2 separate regions of the Homo sapiens genome follow, and region 1 is linked to region 2. A link is a contact called in ENCODE Hi-C or POLR2A ChIA-PET data. All regions are on one chromosome and are shown on one strand. The core of a region is the stretch at or near the end of the contact, and the rest is flanking DNA. Distances in the headings are between cores, read along the strand shown.

Evidence for each region. Hi-C counts contacts between places; a loop is a spot of excess contacts on that map. ChIA-PET counts read pairs that join two places held with the same protein, here RNA polymerase II (POLR2A). Pooled maps may share reads with other maps.
Region 1: a map with no recorded cell type shows a loop between it and region 2 (4-fold over the local background). The contact joins two enhancer-like sites. A Hi-C loop is called at or near these places in 1 of 37 single-sample maps with no recorded cell type and 2 of 50 pooled maps. POLR2A ChIA-PET finds 5 or more read pairs at or near these places in 6 of 52 experiments (B cell, GM10248, HEK293 and 3 more).

The regions. Positions count from the first base shown.
Region 1 is chr22:46,891,647-46,895,775 of GRCh38, reverse strand. It overlaps TBC1D22A (TBC1 domain family member 22A), which reads right to left. Exons shown (of 13, transcript NM_014346.5): 7 at 930-992. Among named protein-coding and RNA genes, the nearest start is that of TBC1D22A-AS1, 22 kb to the left of the region's middle. Within about 2 kb of position 1,640, at least 5 of the 41 ENCODE cell types and tissues checked have a DNase peak (open chromatin) inside an H3K27ac peak, as active enhancers do.
Region 2 is chr22:46,752,545-46,756,850 of GRCh38, reverse strand. No RefSeq gene overlaps it. Among named protein-coding and RNA genes, the nearest start is that of TBC1D22A-DT, 7.8 kb to the left of the region's middle. RefSeq lists a silencer at 2,525-2,701. Within about 2 kb of position 2,615, at least 36 of the 41 ENCODE cell types and tissues checked have a DNase peak (open chromatin) inside an H3K27ac peak, as active enhancers do.

The DNA of each region.
Region 1 (4,129 bases), core at 391-2,890, 140 kb before region 2:
TGTCCAACAGGAAGAAGACGAAGGAGAGTGAGGAATATTTAAATAACAAACTATTATGTAACTAGATACAACAGATTAGCTGAATCTTAGAAAACAATGAGAGACGCCGGGCGCCGTGGCTCACACCTGTAATCCCAGCATTTTGGGAGGCCAAGGCGGGCAGATCACTTGAGGTCAGGAGTTCAAGACCAGCCTGGCCAACAAGGCAAATCCCTATCTCTACAGAAAATACAAAAATTAGCCGGGCGTGGTGGTGGGTGCCTGTAATCCCAGCCCAGGGAGGCTGAGGCAAAAGAATCACCCGAACCCAGGAGGTGGAGGTGGCAGTGAGCCGAGATCATACCACTGTACTCCAGCCTGGGCGACAGAGCAAGACTCTTGTCTCTAAATAAATAAAGGAAAAAAAAACAAGAGGCAGAGACCAGACTACACAAAGAGTTATGCAGCTCCAAAAGACCCAAATTAAATGAATACATTGTGTCCCTACTGTCCCATGAATGAAAGTCACAAAGAATCGTAAACATAAAAGGCAAGAAAGCGTCATCCAGGAAGGGGGTTGCACAGGGGTGGGGGATACACAAGCGGCCTTGGTGCTCTGGGTCAGGCCTGAGGTCAAGGCCATGTTTGTAGCTGGGCAGCACTGGGGGGTTCTGTTTCCTCAATCTGGTGGTGGAACATGAGTGCATACATCCACACATATGTATTACATACATTCTTCGCTGTGTGTCAATATTATACAGTAAAAATATTTAAAGAACAAATAGAAGTCCTGTCAGCAACTGTGTCCACAAGGGCTAGATGCACCGGCAGCTCACCACAGCAACCTTGCTTCTGGGTGAAGCACCTCCGGCTGCGCCCACTGTCTGGTTAGCACAGTGGGCATCAGCCACTCCCAACGAGGGGAACTCCCCACGGCAAGAGCTTCTTACCTCCGTCACCTTGGGCTGCAGGATCAACGCTTCAGGGCTCATGCGAGGGATGTCTATGTGGATCTGGAGAAGCAGGAGAAACGGACATTTATGTTACGTCACAACAAACATCATTACGAGCGATATGATTAAAACAGCAATACTGAGGTAAGTCCTTCCCCGGCCTCTACCCCGCTCTCTCCTTGAGGATTCTCGTTCTCCATGTTACCACCTTCTCCCCTGAAGGAGGTATCCAAAGCCTGTTCTCTCTGAACAGCTCGCCCAGGCCTAGGCGACAGGCTTGCTTGACACTGTCCCTATCCAGCAGCCGTTGCTGCATGATTAGAAACAGAGCAGGCCTCGGCTGCTTAGTAACATCAGCCATAGCAATTAGTAAACATCGATTTTCAGCCTCTGACACAGACAGCAATTCAAGTACATCAATAGTTTACAAGTTTTCAGCTGTGACAGCTTCTTCCTGGACAGAGGCCACATTTTTCTCCACTTTATGAAGTCCTGGGGGAATCTAGAACATTTCTCAAAGGAAGCCTTTGAAAGCCTCTGTTAGTGTCAGCTGGTTCCTGCTTGGCCACCGTCTGACATCAGAGTCATAATAAAGTCCCCAACACTGCAGAGGAGGACACTTGTGGTTCAAGAAGCAACCAAACAAGAGTGTTGTGGGCTTGGCCTGGCATCACAGGCAGGCTCCCGACATCCCACGTGAACATCTCACACTAGCCCACGCTCCCGTTTATCCAGGACAACGGCACCAATGGACTGAGGGAAGACAGGCACATTTTAATGCCAAGGGAGATGCTGCAATTGCATTTCATTTCGCCCCATCCTTGCACATCTCCACAGAGGACTCTAACACCCAGGAGGCTGGGACATCATCACTCTGCCACTTATCACACTGTGGCCAGGCCTCAGTTTCCTTGTCTACAAAATGCCTGCTCCAAGTATCTCAAAACGTTACTGGTGAACATCAAGATTGTGAGTCAACAGCCAAATGGAGTAAGCTGAGGCACACACACACATCTGTGATGCGTGCCAAAGGAGGCCCGCCAGCAGCAGTGCTGCCGAGGAGGAGGAGGAAGAGGAGGAGGCAGAAGCAGCACTACTCTATCCAGACAGGCAGGGCCAAAGGACTGAAGCTGGCCCCATGCAGGAGCCCAGGTGCCAGCAGGGACAAGGGCCCAGGTCTCTCATCAGGGTGTCCTGGCGGCCTAATTGCTCTCCCATACAGTTACACTCGTGTGGACACACATCTGTCCCCAGCATGAGCAGCATAAGCTCCTGCAGGGCAGGAACCAGGTCTGAGCCACCTCTGCATGACCAGGGCCAGCAAAGCCCGCTTACATAGGAGCTCCTGTCACACATTTATTGAGCAGACGAGGCAGCATCCACCAGACCCAACCCCTGCCATCATCCCCATTGTCAGGAGAGGCTCCAACATTAGAGAGGCGGTCCTCCACAAGGCTGGGCAGGTGGGGCTCTGTGCACCCCTCCATCCATCCCGCCTGCCTCCCATCATACACAGAACTGGGCAAATCAGAAAAAGGCCACAAGAGAGCTGACTGAGGGAGGAAAAGACAGACCAGATGAACGTTTAACTCTGACTCCATGTGGCTCTCCATGTGGCTTTGACACAGCATCTTCAGCAGAAGAGTGAGCACATAAAAATCAAATGAAGAAAGGATGGAAAGCAAGCGGGAAACCTGCCGAGGCCACCCCACTCCTGCTGCCTCCACCAGTGTGCAGGGGTGGCATTGCCCACTGCGGGTCAGACGGCTGGTCGGGCTCAGTCCACAGGTCAAACGCCCAAGTGGATGTAAAGGAGAAACCAAGGTCTCCAAACCCCCACCGGGCCCAGCTCTGCCTGAAATGGCGATGGCGAGAACGCAGAAGGCGCAGTTCTAAGAGGCCTCAAAGCATCAGGCAGACAGGAAAAACTACCGCGTTGCCACAGGCGTGTCTCATCTATATTAATGTAGAAATAGTCTGGGAATTCACAATAATCTGGAACCTTTTTATTACCTATCACAGTAACTAAATAAAGATGTATGCAACCTGTTCGTAATTAACTTTCTCTTCCAACACTCATAACAGAATTCCACTTGGTAAAACTCGCAGATAGATGCTAGTGTCATCCTTTGGAAATCTTTTCTGAAATTAAAATGCATTAAAAAATAGGTTCAAAACAACGCCAAATTTATCAATTTCCTAAAACCAGTGGAGTGGCAAAAGAGGCCAGGTAAGCTAATATTTCCTTAAGCAAATCCAAAGTAATCTGTGTATCAAATCAGTTTCCCAGAGTAACTGGGTGGCGGTCCAGTGCGGTCCAGGGGCCCTGATGAGAGACAGAAGGCAACACGGGCCAGGGGCAGCTCCGGCCTGGAAGGAAATGGAGATGGCTGCTTTGCCCCAGCCTCACTCCTAAGCAAGTCACCTTTCCTCCTGCAGCCCTGTGTCCCATCCGTCTTTGAAGCTGCTGTCCAGGAAGGCATTTAACTTAAAGAATCTTTGTTATGTAACAGAGGTAAGGCATATATTTGGACTTTTTTTTTTTTTTACAGATAAAACCAACTAACAAAGAGATGTGGCTATCCCACAACTGAAAGAGAAAATGTGGCAAAGCTCCATCACCTAGAAGCAGGGTTTGCAGAGGGAAACATTCCTGCCGTGCCTCAGGAAACCCAGAAGCTGGTTTCAGATAGCTAAGACAATAATACCAATTAAGAACCACCATTTTGACCTTTCACATATTACAAAGACAGTGAGAATTATAAAGTCCTCAAAGAGCTATTCTAACAGCAAATTCTGGATGTACTGTGAATCATAAATCAATTTTAAGTATTTTCCCATTATGTACATCATCTGTCAACTGACTATTTAAGAAACCATAATTAGACACACTTTATATTAAACTAAATCACAAAATGGTAACTTGGCTACACCTTCTGCTATGATCTGAAGTGTGTCCCCTGCAAAACCAAACTGATGAACACACCTTTCCTGGGTCGGTATCACATCCCTACCTAGACCGAAGAGCCCAGCGCCAGAGAACCCCAGGCAACCTCTCTGTCCTGATGCCATCAGCTAAGTGGTTGGGCCTGGGCCTTTAGGAATGGCCTTTTATTACCAGACAGCAGCTCACTGTGATACAAACTCCCACCATCACCCCAAGGCCGGTCTCAGGAATCCAAGGCATTTATTTTGTA
Region 2 (4,306 bases), core at 1,366-3,865:
CTTCCACCATGAGTAAAAGCTCCCTGAGGCCTCACCAGAAACCTAGCAGAGACCAACACGACACTTCCTGTACATCCTGCACAACCATGAGCCAATTCAACCTCTTTTCTTTATAAATTACCCGTCCTCAGGTATTCCTTTATAAACACCGCAAAAGTAGCCTAACACAGAAAACTGGTACCAAGAAGCAGGGCATTGCTGTAAAGACACCTTAAGAGTAATGACCTAGGGTAACTGGCAGAAGAAATTTCTAAGTAGCAAAGCATTCAAGAGGTGGCCTGCCTGCTTGTCACAGCCAATGATCATATATTGGAGCAAAGGAAAGTTGGAGCTCATATTTAAAAGGGAAGCAGAGCATGAAATTTTGGAAAATTTGCAGCCTGGCCATGTGGCAGGGAAAGAATCCAAGCAGGCTGGGGAGCAACCATTAGCTAGAGAGATTATCATCACTAAAAGGGAGCCAAGTGCTAATATCCAAGACAATGGAACAAAGGCCTCAAAGGCATTTGGGAGATCTTGGAGACAGCCCCTCCCATGACAGGCCCAGAGGCCTAGGAGGAAAGAATGGTTTGAGGGGCCAGGCCCAGGACACTCCTCAGCCTATGGACACTGCTCCCCACATACCAGCTGCTGCAGCTCCGCCTGTAGCTCAAAGGCCCCAGGTATAGCTTGGGCCACCACTCTGGAGAATACAAGCCATAAGCCTTGGTGGCTTCCATGTGGTGTTAAACCTGTGGGCACACAGAATGCAGGAATAAAGGTGGCAGCTTCCACCTAGATTTCAGAGGATGTATGAGAAAGCCTGAGTGCCCAGGCAGAAGCCTGCTGCAGGGGCAGAGCCCCCACAGAGAACCTCCACCAGGGACAGAGCCCCCACAGAGAACCTCCGCCAGGGGCAGAGCCCCCACAGAGAACCTCCGCCAGGGGCAGAGCCCCCACAGAGAACCTCTACCAGGGCAGAGCCCCCACAGAGAACCTCTACCAGGGGCAGAGCCCCCACAGAGAACCTCTACCAGGGCAGTATGGAGGGGAAATGTGGGGTTGGAGGCCCACACACAGTTCACAGTAGTGAACTCCACTGCCTAGTGGAGCTGTGGGAAGGGGACTGCACCCTCCAGACCCAAGAATGGTAGCGCCACCAGCAGCTGCACCTACACCTGGAGAAGCTGCAGGCACTCCACCCCAACCCATAGAGCAGCCACAGAAGCAGGACTGCCCAAGGCCTTGGGACGCCACCCCTTGCACCAGGATCCAGGATGTGGAGTCAAGGATTATGTTGGAGCTTTAGGATTTTTTATTTTATTTTATTTTATTTTTTTGAGACAGAGTCTTACTCTGTTGCCCAGGCTGGAGTGCAGTGGCATGATCTCAGCTCACTGCAACCTCTGCCTCTCAGGTTCAAGTGATTCTCCTGCCTCAGCCTCCCAAGTAGCTAGGATTGCAGGCACGCGCCACCATGCCCGGCCAGCATTGGGATTACAGGCAGGAGCCGCCCAAATGCTTTCTTAGATGCAAAAAAAGAAAAAAAAAATTAAAAAGACACCCCCACCCCCCAAAAATTGATCAATTATTTTCACATCCAGGAAAAACAACAAATGCAAATCCAAATGCTTTGAAGAATAAGACTGATTTTCGGAGGCTTTCAGGGTAGACAGAGGAGGGCCATTATGCCACGGCTCATGCAAACAAGCCTCCTAAATGCACCCTGGAGATGCATCGCACCCTTCACAGCCACCATCAGCCCCTTCCATCACCTTTGATCCTCTGCCATGCTCCTGCAGACCTCCTGCCCAGACCTCACCTGCAGGCCTCTCAGTCCCTTTCCCGTGTGCATCTGCAACCCTCTCCACCTCTCAAGCTCAGCAAATTCCAGCATCCTCAGCATCCTCCTCATCCCCCCTCACCAGATGCCCAGCGGTGGGGAGGGAGGGGGTGGCAGTGGGGGTGGGGAGGGGATGGCGCACACAGTGGGTATCATGATTTGTATTTTAAAGATGAGAAAGTAGGGGCTTCAAGAGGCAAAGTCCCCCAGCTAGAGTGAAGGGAACAGGGTTTGGAGTCCAGCTGCTGACCCCACAGCCCACTCACTGTCCAGTTCACCTTGCCGGGCCCTGGCCACAGTCCCACTGCTAATCGGAAACACAACCAGCTGTGGCATTTCCTCCCATGGTCCTTTGCAGCACGTGGTCCCCACCCCCTTGGCAAACGTGCAGGAGCCACAGTCGGCCGTGACTCATGGACAGTCCAACCCAAAGTGACTCAGGCAGGATAGAGAGAGGACAGCAGACATCAGAGGGAGCCCAGACTGGCCGTCTGCAAGCTGCATCCTGGCCTCATGTCTCCTGTGACTGATCACACTCTGCTGTAAACACGGCCAGCCCCCGTTTTCCCACCTGTAAAATGGAGATGAGGACACCTGCCCTGTGTGTTTCCCAGAGTCATGATGGGAATCCCCTGAGACAAAGGACTGGAAGGCAGTTTGTAAACCAAAATCTCTGAGCAAATATGACACCGCAGAGTAGGGAGTGAGTCTGTAAGTGACGTGAAGCCTGGCCTGGAGTGGCAACCGGAAGGCCCTATGGCCCCATGGTGCTGTGTCATCCCTGGACTTCCCGCAGCTGCTAGAGTGAAGGAAGGAGCTGGTCTGTCACTTAACACCAGAAGAGAAAGTGGCCCGGAGAGCAGGCATCTCCCAGATATCTGACTGGGCCAGATATCTGACTGCTAGGAACTGGGGACACAGACCTGGGAACTCTGTGCCCTTATGACATCAGAGCCTGGCGGCCAGGATGGAAAGTGTGTTGCGGCCCCAGCCTGAATGGCACTTTTGGGTGGACATAGACCCAGAGGTGCATGGCGTGGGGAGGCTGGCACTAAAGGGCCTGCCCATGTGGCATCCCAGGCATGGACATCCTGAGGGTGAGGGGAGAAGGCAGGCAAGGTGCTGGCACCACACTTCTGCTGGGATTGTGCACGGTTTGGCATCCTGGTTCCAAGCTGAGCCCCCTGCAGTTGCAGAAGGCCACTTTGGTGGGGAGGGGACACTCCTGGGTTCTGGTGGCATGGCCTGCCTGGCACAGTGTGGCACTGGATGGAAAGAGAGACTGGGGGGAGTGGTCTCTTATTTTGAGACACTGCAAACACCTCGTTTCTCTGGGCCTCAATCCTAAGAGCCTGCGGGTCAGGCCGAGTGGTAAGGTGGATGAACCCCTGACTTTGGAACCAGACAGACATGGATTTCAATCCTGCTGTGCAAATCTGGGCAGCCTTCTCAGCTGAGCCTGTTTCCTCACCTGCTGGCAGAGGGCTCAATGCAATCGGGCATGAACCTGGGCACATGACAGAATCCAGCCAGGGCTAACTGCTGTTTATAGTACTGACGCTTAGCGATCCAAACAAAAATAAAATTCAGGAATCTGGCCCTGTAGGGTCTGTACTGGCCACTCGGCATCATCCTCCCACTTCCTGACCACCTTCGGATGACACTGGTTCTTCCAAAGGAGGGATGGTGGCTGCCCACCCAGGTGTCCTGGGGACACTGCAAGGGGTGGGGAGACATGCCATTCTGGAGGAGTTAAGCTCGCTGGCAATGGATCCAAAGGCAGCCCCTCCCCCCTACTCCCCTACGCAAGGGACCAAGCCACAGCTGGCATGAAGTGATGCCCTATGGCACCTTCCAAGGAACTCCTGCCACATCTCCATCCCCTCTGTCACTGTGGAGAAGGACCCATCCTCACTGAAGCAGAGGCTCCCAGGGGCGTGGGGCAGGACTTGCGGGAAGCAAGAGCGGGGCCTGGGGATGGGGGTGGGGGAGGCATGGGACCCAGTGTTGGGCCCAGGGGCGCTAGGGGCCTGAGGGGCAGGGGGCAGGGCTAGAGGGGTGAGGGGCTGTGCTAAGCCAGGGAGCCCTCAAGGGCCACACGTTGGTGTGGTAACCCCTGTGTGTATCTGCTGGAGCAGGCTCAGTCCTCTGGTTACCCCGGCTTCCCACACCCCTCTCCCTTCACACGTTTTGACCCCTAGGCAGCGTCTCCACTTGGGAAGGCCCAAGGCCCAAACTTAAAGTGTTCCTGGTGCCTGACCCCAAGTCTCTTGTTTTAGGATTGGGGAAACTGAGGTCCCGAGAAGCAAGGCATTTGTGGTGTTTTGCAGGGGGAGATCCCCTGGTCTCTCCTCTTTCCATCCAGTGCCACACTGTGCCAAGCAGGCTGTGCCAGCAGAACCCAGGAGCATTCCCTCCCCATCAGAGTGGCCCCTCTACAACTGCAGGGGGCTCAGCTTGGAGCCAGGACCTCCCATGTCTCCT